Linked DNA regions of Homo sapiens: region 2 is linked to region 1. A link is a loop called in an ENCODE intact Hi-C map of the cell type or tissue named here. Cell type or tissue: adrenal gland. All regions are shown on one strand. Links, peaks and the distances in the headings refer to the core of each region. The heading gives the core; the rest is flanking DNA. Region 1 has its middle 21 kb from the start of DET1. Region 2 has its middle 3.5 kb from the start of MIR3529.

Region 1 (5,376 bases), core at 202-5,201:
GCAAGGCTCACTTCCTCATGCTAAATCCTTTATTGCTGTTTGCAAAACATGCTCAGTTTCTGCTTGCATTTCCGCAGCCTTCGGATTTCAAATCCAAATTTTTTAGAGTCAGGCATGTTCTCACTATATTGCCCGGGCTGGAGTGCTGTAGCTATTCACAGGCATGATCATAGTGCACTGCTGTCTTGAACTCCAGCGTTTGAAGACATACCTTCCCCTCATGCCCTCGACTAAATGCTTACTGCCCAGGAGGGGCTTTTCTTTATCTTTGGTGACCCTGCAGCCTTCAGTCTTTCCCAGATACTCTCTTCCCACTGCCTCTGGCACCTATTTGTGCTCAGGCAAAGGGATGAGTATTGTTCTGCTTGATTTGGGGGAAAAGAATAACTTGTGGATTGAGCTCATAGGAACATGGCACCGGCTGTTTGGGGCTTTTGCTGTTTTACCAAAAATAGCAAAATCTCTTGCCAAAAATCAATCTCTCTCTCTCTCTCTCTCTCTCTCACACACACACACACACACACACACACACACACACACACACACACACAGCTTTCTCTTGGCTTGAAAATATTTTGAGGGCACATTGCTCTTGTTCACATGGCAAAGAAAAGTGTGGGTTTCAGTATCAGGCTGACTTGGGTTCAAACAGGCTATACCTGAGCTGGGTCATCATGCCCAAGAAGCATGAGTCAGGGCTGAAATCTACTCGCTGGCTCAGCCAAGCCCCAAGACCTGGCCCAGGGCTGCATCAGCCAAGGAAGGAGTGCCTTTTCCCAGCTGGTCTTCCCAGAAGACTTGCCTTTTTGCAGTGCACCCACTCAGAGGGGGAGTCTTTTCCTAATGCACACAAAGGTGCCTTATGTGAGGGGCAACCATGGTTCAAAGCCTATTTTGCCTCATGCTAGCTGTGCTGCTTAAGACAGGTGACTGTACATATTTATTGTCTTCAGCCAATAATTTGAGAACCCTGACTCTGCAGCAGGCACTGGGCCAAGTGTGGCAGGACCAGTGTGACAAAGTCACGATTCCTGCCTCAGAGAAGCCTGCAGTCTAGTTGAGAGATCCTCACCAACAGTTGGATGGGCACTTAACCTAGCACTCCCAGAATAGATGCTATAGAAGATGCTGAAGGAATGGTGTTCCAGGCAATAGGAACTGCACAGGAAAAGGTAGTGAGATGTAAAACAGCATAGTATCTGCAGAGAACAAAGCACAGTTTGGCATTCCTGAAGCACAGAGAGTCAGGTGGGCTACAGCAGGAGAAAGGGAGAGAGCCTCTGAGGCCCATTTCTCTTATCTCTAAAGCAAGGATGACTATTACCTCCATCAGTGCGGGACCTGATTAGGTATTCAATGCATGATTGCTTCTATGCCCAGGTAGTTTTGAAACTCTGTTGCCCAGATTGGAGTGCAATGGCATGATCTCAGGTCACTGCAATCTCTGCCTCCTAGGCTCAAGCGATTCCCCTGCCTCAGCCTCCCGAGTAGCTGGGACCACAGGCACGCACCACCACGCCTGGCTAATTTTTTGATTTTTTCAGTAGAGATAGGGTTTTGCCATGTTGCCCAGGCTGGTCTCAAACTCCTGAGCTCAGGCGATCTGCCTGCCTCGGCCTCCCAAAGTGCCAGGATTACAGGAGGGAGCCACTGTGCCCAGCCCTAGTTTTGAAACTTCTCAAAGGCAGGTACCGTGTCTGCAGCTATACCCTATCATAGCACACTGCAGCTTTGAGCACCACTGTTTGAAGACATACCTTCCCCTCATGCCCTCGACTAAATGCTCACTAACCAGGAGGGTCTTTTCTTTATCTTTGGTGACCCTGCAGCCTTCAGTCTTTCTCAGATACTCTCTTCCCACTGCCTCTGGTACCTATTCATTCTCAGGGAAGGGGATGAGTATCAGACACTGTGCTGAGAATAAAATCTGTGTTAAATAAGTAGTTTTTGATTGTCTAGTGCTAGCACATATTAAAGACCTAACAAGTATTTGTTGGATGAATGAAATAAGCCAGTCCTGAAACCTGGTCCTTACCTCCTAGATCTGCCTGAGATATGGGGTTGGAGGAGGGTCTTTGGAGAGGAACGAGAAGGAGGAAGCACATCAAAACCTTCTTTCCAGAGGGAGTAGCTGCTTGGACCATAGAGCAAAGCCCTGTGAAGCATTTTCCTTAAACTGGAGGCCCCTGGGTTGCCATAGGGCCTCCACTCTCTGGTTTCTGCTCTCAGGGGCAGGACAGGGGAGCACGGCTGAGGTGTGAGTGGCCAGGGCAGGGGTGCAGGCAGAGCTCCAGTCCCAGAAAATGACTGCTCATGTCGTTCGCTGGGAGTGTAAAGAAGAGGCTGGGGGCTGAAGAGGCAAAGCCCAGGGAATATAAGAAAATCTTAGCTGCAGGGAAAAGCGCTCTTCTTCGCAATGAAGGCAATGAAATTAGAGGTAATTGCAAGACACGGAGATTCGATAAAACCTAGGGAGGCGATCAGGTAAGGGGGGCTGGAACTAGCTTGGGAGATGGAACAGCTGTTCCTCCCCTCCAGCGCCACTGGTAATAGCCCCTGTGTTGTTAGAATTGAACAAACAGTCCTTCCTGGCCCCAACCAGCGATGCCCTGTAATGGGGGCAGCTGGAGCAGCCAGAGGAGTGGGGGTAGCTTGCCCACCTATGAGACACAAGCTTTCCCCCGAGACACCACACTGTGCTGGGGTCTGGAAGCCCAAGAATGGTAGAGCTTGGACCTGCTGTAAGGGCAGAAGGCTAATGGGGATGACTACCATAGGACTGACCTCCCTTTCACCTGCAGGCCACAGGCCACCAGAGGCCCTAGGAGGAGCTAGGGCATGCCCTCCTTCCCTGTCCCCCTGTGTCCTTCCTTTCACTTGCTGAGGATACAGTGGTGAGTAATTCACACCATGAAACAGAATGAAATGTGGAAAGTGCTGGTTAGGAAGCACAAGGCCACGTGGACGCATACAGCAGGTGACAGCCCAGCCCAGGTGCTCCTCAGTTTGGGAAAGTCTTTAAGAAGAAGGGGTCTTTAGTGGGGCCTGATGCATGGCTCTGGGGAGAGGAGTCAGTAGGAGGGGATGGTAGCTGAGAAAGCACAAGCACCTTCTGGAAGATGCATTGCACTTCAGAGGCAAGATTTTCTTTCTTTTCTATTTTTTTAAAATTTCTTACTCTAATCTCATGACAGATTAGGGAGGCAGGTTTTGAAGAAGGTTGCTGATGAGATAGAAAAGCAACCTGAGGAGATGCGGTGCGAAGAGTGACCATGATGAAATTAGCACAATGGCTTTGGGAACTGGTGATCCTGGGCTCTACCTGGTTGGCCCTGACCATGGGAGCCCTGGGCCTGGAGCTGCCCTTGTCCTGCTGGGAGGTCCTGTGGTGACTGCCCGCCTACTTGCTGGTATCCTCCAGGTGCTATGCCCTGGGCACTGTGGGTTATGGAGCGGCCACGTTGCCTGATAGCAAGGACACCATACATGAGCTGCATAATCAGAACCAGGAGCCCAAAGCTGACTCAGCCCACAGACACCCTACCCTCATTCCTGCGCAGACAGCCCTCTCTCCCATTCCCCATTAAAGAGCAAGTTTATTTTCTAATAAAAGAGAGAAACGAAAAGAAGAAAAGAAAAGAAAAGCAACTTTGGGGGGAAGGACTATTACACTGAAAGGAATTACAGTGTCAATGCTTAGGACTATTACACTATTACGCTTAGGGGAAGGACTATTACACTGAAAGGAATTACAGTGTCATGCCATCGCAATTAACATGTCCCACAGCGAGGAATAGCTCAGAAACTCCACGAAGGCCCTCAGGGGACATTAAGCAGCAGCCAAAGCCAATGGTGATGAAAACCAAGGCATAATATTTTATAAGTTTATGATGAAATAAGTGCCAGAGTAGAACCCAAACTGGACAGATACCAAAAGAACAAGACTGTGTCCTTTGCAAGAACGTGGATGGAGTTGGAGGCCACGATCCTCAGCAAACTAACGCAGGAACAGAAAACCAACCGCATGTTCTCACTTATAAGTGGGAGCTAAATAATGAGAACCGATGGGCACAAAGAGGGGAACAGCAGACACTTGGGCCTACTTGGAGGTGCAGGGTGAGAGGAGGGAGAGGATCAGGAAAAATAACAATCAGGTACTATGCTTAGTGCCTGGGAGAGGGAATAATCTGTACAATACAGCCCTGTGACACAAGTTTACCTACATAACGAACCTGCACATGTATCCCTGAACCTAAAATAAAAATTGAAAACAATAAATAAATAAATACAATATGTCAACAAGAACATATGGGAAGAACCATGCCCAAAATGAAATAGTACAAAATGGTCATGCTTGGGTAAGGGATTGTGGCTGATGTTTCTTTTGTTGCTTGTTTAAACAAATTGTTTTTCTTTGTTTGTTTGTTTGTTTTTCTTTGAGACGGTCTCACTCCGTTGCCTAGGCTGGAGTGCAGTGGCGCAATCTTGGCTCACTGCAACCTCTGCCTCCTGGGTTCAAGCAATTCTCCTGCCCCAGCCTACTGAGTAGCTAGGACTATGGGTACCCACCACCATGCCTGGCTAATTTTTGTATTTTTTAGTAGAGACGAGTTATGATCTCACCACTGTACTCTAGCCTGGGTAACAGAGCAAGACCCTGTCTTTAAAAAATAAATTTAAAAATTAAAAAAAATGTAAAATTTAAAACATGAATAACAGCAAAAAATGGTAGGTTTAGAAAAATGTTGTTTTCAAGCTGCTTGTTATTTCCCTTCTCCCTCAAAACAAGGTCATTCATGGCCGTTGTCAGTGAAAACAAATTATGTTTCCTTCATTCTGCAGCCCAGAGACATTGTGTTCTGCTCAACTCAATCCAGCTCAGTAAGGTCTTTATGTGAACATCTTCCCTGCGAAGGTCACCTGCCTAAATGCTAGGGCTGTGGGGTGAGGGAAGGAGACACAAGCAAAAACAAGGGGAGCCCTTGTCTTCAGATTGACTGGAATATAAGGATGAGGAAGGGAATTAGGTTAGAAAGAAAGATGTAGGAATCTTTAGAAGAGTCTCTATGCTAGGACTTGCTCTGCAGGTAGTGAAAAGTGAGGGTGTGATAGGATTAGAGTTGGTTCTTAGGAAGATCATTCCAGGAGCAGTGGGAGGACAGGCAAGAAGAGTGGAGTCAGGAAGGTGAGAGAGCCCACAGACTGGCCCATGCTTCCAGGGGAGGAGAGCAAGGCTGGGGAAGGACAGCAGTAAGTGCAGCCAAGGAGCCCCCTCTTATTGGCCAGCAGGCTTCTCTTAAGTGTGGCAGGCAGGGAACAGGCTAACTCACCCTGTCTTCATGCCTGAAAGAAGAATGCACCCTAGGGCAGTGGTTC
Region 2 (5,376 bases), core at 35-5,034, 48 kb after region 1:
TGGTAGAGAGAGGGGTTTGCTATGTTGGTCAGGCTGGTCTCGAACTCGTGACGTCAGGGGATCTGCCCACCTCGGTCTCCCAAAGTGCTGGGAGTATAGGCATCAGCCACCTTGCCTGGCCTCCCAGCCTTTCTGCCTGGGATCCCTCTGCCTGGGGGGTACCTTGCCCTAAGGTGAGCACCAAGTTACAGTGATGACACTTTCAGTGGAGATTAATTTTCAAGCAACAAATCCAAATGCCCTCCCTATTCCTAAGTATATTCCCACCCTCCTCCATCCATACAGCAGAGGAGACTAAAGCATATTACAAACTAAAGTTGGGGGTTGGGGATCGTACTCATTTAGGGAATGCTAAAAATGCAACCATTAGCTGAGCTCATTCTACCTCTTCCGGTTGCTAGCTGTGTGACCTCTGGCAAGGCACTTGACCTCTCTGAACCAAGTCAGCCCTTCACTTCTACCCAGAGACTTTGGCTGCCTCTGCTTCTGCTGCTCCCTATCCTACAAACTGGCTCTCTTCTTCTGCACTTCCAGTCTTAAATTTCCCTTTACTCCTAACCCTGCCTGAAGCCAGTGGGAAGCCAGTCCTATTAGAAATCTCATTTACACTTCAGAAGTCTGCAAATTGGTGTCACTCAGCAGGTATCTGTCCTTCACAGCGGGAGAGAAGCCCAGATTGGGCAGGAAGGGCAGAGCTGGAGAACAGGAGAGGAGGGGAGTTGAGTCTCTCCTGGGCAGCCCTCAGCCTCTGGGGCTGGTTTGGAGATGGAACGGGGAGAGATTGTGTCTCAGTGAAACAAGCATCTCGGGGGGGGATGTGGGGTGCATTCCTGATTTGAGGGATGGATATGACAGCCTTTGTTAAGTGGTGGGGGGAGTCCTGGCTCTGAAGTCAAACATGTGCCAGTTTCAATCTTGGCTCCACTGCTTACGAGCTGTGTGACTTTGAGTCAGTCACTTAACATCTCTGAGTCTCAGATTCCTCAACTGTGAAACAGAATTGATCACATCTACCTTGCTAGGTTATTACGATAAGTAGGCAAGTGAAGTGTCATAATATAAAATAGCATGGGTATATACCCAATATTGGTCTCTTCTGCCTTTTCTTTCATAGTTTTCATGGTTGTCCTCTTCACCAGCCTTGTGCACCCACAAATCTGCCATCCTGAAATAGGAAAAAATGGAAACCACCATCTTTCTATTAGTCTCCCCTATCATGTAGGAATTTAATCCTATTTAAATATGTATCCTTCCCCTTCCAGATCAGTATCTTGCCCATTTCAGGGGACTCAATATATATTGAAAGAATGAATATAGACCAAGTCCCTCCCCACTTTAAAAATGCTGAAATCAGGGCCTGCAGAGGTTGTGACTTATCTCTTGGTCACTCAGCAAAATAGACAATTTACTACTGTTTTTATTTATTTATTTATTTATTGAAATGGGGTCTGGCTTTGTCACCCAGTCTAGAGTGCAGTGGTGTGATCTCGGCTCAATGCAACCCCAACCTCCTGGGCTCAAGCAATTCTCCTCCCTCAGCCTCCCGATCAGATGAGACTACAGACACCCACCACCACACCCTGGCTAATTACAGTATTTTTTGTAGAGACGGAGTCTCCCTGTGTTGCTCAGGCTGGTCTTAAACTCCTGGGCTCAGGTGATCCTACCACCTTGGCTTCCCCAAATGCTGAAATTACAGCGTAAGTCACAGCGCCTGGCCCTAACTTACTACTTTTTAAGGTAACTTTATTGGAGTCTCAACACAAAAACCTCGGCGATACAAGGGTCACGGCATCTGGCCCGTCGCCTTAACTGCATCAACCGGGTTTACGAAACAGCCTGATTTCCAGCCCCACCCATCGCAACTGCAGCTGTCAGGTTTCCCGGCTCACGTTTCCCTGGATGAGCAGAGAGGCAGCGTCCTCTGCTGGAAGCTTTAGGTAACTCCACTTTAGCGGCAATTGTCAGTCTCAGCGACAAACTACTAACACCTGGGGAGATTTAAAAACCTTCCTGTTCAGGCCCCACCCCAGACCAGTTAAATCAGAATCTTGGGGTGGGGTGTGACCCAAGCGTCTGTGGTGCTTTTTTGTTGTTGTTGTTGTTGTTGTTTTGTTTTGTTTTGTGAGATGGAGTCTCGCTCTGTCGCCCAGGCTGGAGTGCAGTGGCGCGATCTCGGGTTCACGCCATTCTACCGCCTCAGCCTCCCGAACAGCTGGGACTACAGGCGCCCGCCACCACGCCCGGCCAAATTTTTTTGTATTTTTAGTAGAGAAAGGGTTTCACTGTGCTAGCCAGATGGTCTCGATCTGCTGACCTCGTGATCCGCCCACCTCGGCCTCCCAAAGTGCTGGGATTACAGGCGTGAGCCACCGCGCCCGGCCTCGTCTGTGTTTTTTCAAGTTCAGCATGTTGAGTCAAGGCTGGGGACCACTGAATGAAGGATTAATTTTATATGTGAGGGAACTCTAGTCTAGAATGGAGCAAGGAACGGCAGAGAATAAAACTCCCCTCGATCAAATCCCTCCAGTCTTCCATTAAAAAATTAGCCGTGTGACACTTAGCCTGGGCCTGAGAATCCCGGACATTCTCAGGAGTTGGGGGAGGGTACAAAGGTACCTTAATTGTCTTGGTGCCAGGCTGTGTCCTGGTAGGTCCAAAGTCCAGCTGCTGCTGGATCAAGAGAGCTAAGAGGCGGGGAGCTGCGTGCATAAAACAAGTACCTTATTCACATTTAGCACTGGGAATGTCGTCAGCTTCATACTCTCCAACACAATGGATCCTAAACTTCGGCATGCCTCAGGATTAGCTATTTCATCAGCTTGTTAAAATGCTGGGCCCCACCCCCTAATTTTCTTAATCCTACCCCTTGACTTTCTGGGCCTCATCCCCTGACTTTCTGGGCCCCACAGCCTGATTTTCTGATTCAGTAGGTCCAACAAACTCCCAGGTAAATGCCCATGCTGCTGGGCTAGGACGACACGTGGAGAACAATTGCTCTAAAAATTGAGCAGATCAACACTCTCTTTCAAGTCTGCACCTGGCCCAGCACCATGGGGATCCCCACAGTACCCCCAAAAAGTCCTCAGAATGAGTACACAGGGCAGGCAGAATGGCACTCTGACTGTAGCATAATGATTTGTAAATGCAAAACAGGTCAAGTCCTGTCTCAAGTGTTTTCAGATTGAAAATGCGGAGGGGGAAATGATGGGGTCCTTGAAGTCAGAGCTTGGATCATGGGTTTTTCCCCACCAGGCCCCAGCCTAAACAAGCTCTGTTATAAAGGAGCCCTCGTCTTTGTGGAAGGAGGCGTTTTTTGTTTTTTTTTCTTCAAGATGGAGCCTTGCTCTGTCATCCAGGCTGAAGTGCAGTGGCGCCATCTCGGCTCACTGCAACCTCTGCCTCCCGGGTTCAAATGATTCTCCTTCCTCAGCCTTCTGAGTAGCTAGGATTACAGGCAAGTGTCACCATGCCCGTCTAATTTTTGTATTTTTAGTAGAGATGGAGTTTCACCGTGTTGGTCAGGGTGGTCTTCAACTTCTGAACTTGTGATCCACCAGCCTCTGCTTCCCAAAGTGTTGGGATTACAGGCGTGAGCCACCGCACCTGGCCTAGGAGGGAATATTTTTATTCAATCCAGGGGCAGCCTCTGGGTAGAAGGGAAGGGCTGACTTGGTTCAGCAAGGTCAAGAGCCTTGCCAAAAGTCACACAGCTAGCAGAAGTTGGAGGGTGAGTTTAGTGGTTTCCCTAAGAAAGAAGGGGTATGGGTATTACCATCCACAGTCAAGATGACAGTGTGAGACCACCCTTACTGAATACCTGGGACATCAAGTTTTTTTACTTAGCAATTTTTTTATGATAAATGTAAGTATAGATGGTCCCTGACCTACAATGGCTCAATTTAACATTTTTCAACTTTACAATAGTGCAAAAGCAATACACATTTAGTAGAAACCTTACTTCAAGTGTCCATACATTCTGTTTTTTATTTTCAGTACAGTCGTGAATAAATTATGTGACATGTTCAGTACTTTATTATAACATTTGTGTTAGATGATTTTGCCCAACTGTAGGCCAATGTAAATGTTGTAAGTACATCTAAGGTATGTCAGGCTAAGCTATAGACGTTTGGTAGGTTAGATGTATTAAGTGCATTTTCAACTTGTGAATTATAGTGGGTTTATCCGGACATGGCCTCATTGTTAAGTCACAGAGCATCTGTTAATATGGACATCTTAAAAAGACGTCATTAAATGAACGCAATGGAGTCTAAATATCATAATGATTTGATACAAATATTATTCATTTTCATTTATTTATTTTTTGTAGAGGTGGGGTCTCACTATGTTGCCCAGGCTGGAGGGTAACACAATCATAGTGCACTGTGGTCTCAAACTCCTGCCCTTCTCAAGTGATCCTCCCACCTCAGCCTCCAAAGTAGCTGGGACTACAGGCATGTGCCACCTTGCCTAGCTTCTTTATTTATTTATTGAGACAGAGTCTTGCACTGTTGCCCAGGCTGGAGGGCAGTGGTGCAATCTTGGCTCGCTGCAACCTCTATCTCCGGGGTGCAGGAGATTCTCATGCCTCAGCCTCCTGAGTAGCTGGGATTATAGGTGCCCACGACCATACCTAGGTAATTTTTGTGTTTTAGTAGAGACAGGATTTCACCATGTTGGCCAGGCTGGTCTCAAACTTGAGACCTCAGGTGATTCACCCGCCTTGGCCTCCCAAAGTGTTGGAATTACAGGCGTGAGCCACAGCGCCCGGCCTTCATTTTTAAAGTACATGAAAAAACTATTTATGACAATGTTGAGTTTTACCTAAGCACTGTGCTCCTAGAGAACAGCAATGATTAACCCCTTACCCCCTAACCCCACCTCAACCCCGTCTCTCGGGTTCTGGAAATGGCTCACTGCAATGACTGAGATAAAACTCATGGATTCCCCTCTATGGCGATTCCCCACTATACCCTGTTACTAGACCGGATACAGATAGCCCCAATTCCCATTTGCCTCATAAGTGACTAGCTGAAATGCTTGGCCCATTGATCAGCTGGAAAAAAATGCTCATTAATGAAACTTTGGTTAAGCTTTTGTCCTTCCCCAAGGCCTCTGAATTTTGGCCCACCCTCAGCCTAAACCAGCATGAAATCCCTCTGTAACAGCCCCCTTGAGAACAGGCTGGCCTCAGGATAAAGCAATCTCTGATCTACTGCCCCACCCTGTCACTCTCGTTCATCCCACTTACCTACACCAGGTTCTTTCTAGACTGGTTTACTCCTTCCTATAAAAGAAAATCCCTTTTTGCCTACCCCTTGAGAGTTTGTAGATTTATGGCCTGAGTGTTCTCCCTGTTTACAGAGTCTTACCACC

Evidence for each region. A loop is a pair of places that touch in the nucleus more often than their neighbours do. Peaks named below come from ENCODE experiments on the same cell type or tissue, not always from the same donor. Only the 100,000 strongest peaks of a DNase experiment are listed, where the experiment ranks them.
Region 2: it touches region 1 in a loop (3-fold over the local background); 3 of 110 quality-filtered maps call a loop at or near these places.

Annotation. Positions count from the first base shown.
Region 1 is chr15:88,565,021-88,570,396 of GRCh38, forward strand. No RefSeq gene overlaps it. Among named protein-coding and RNA genes, the nearest start is that of DET1, 21 kb to the left of the region's middle. RefSeq lists an enhancer at 3,410-3,909. In adrenal gland, for the core only: no CTCF peak of the experiment used is centred there; DNase peaks (open chromatin) are centred at 2,251, 2,621, 2,971, 4,931 and 1 weaker place.
Region 2 is chr15:88,612,780-88,618,155 of GRCh38, forward strand. It overlaps a transcript of AEN not described here. Among named protein-coding and RNA genes, the nearest start is that of MIR3529, 3.5 kb to the left of the region's middle. RefSeq lists an enhancer at 255-939. In adrenal gland, for the core only: CTCF peaks have their summits at 1,925 (motif pointing left) and 2,124; a DNase peak (open chromatin) is centred at 1,918.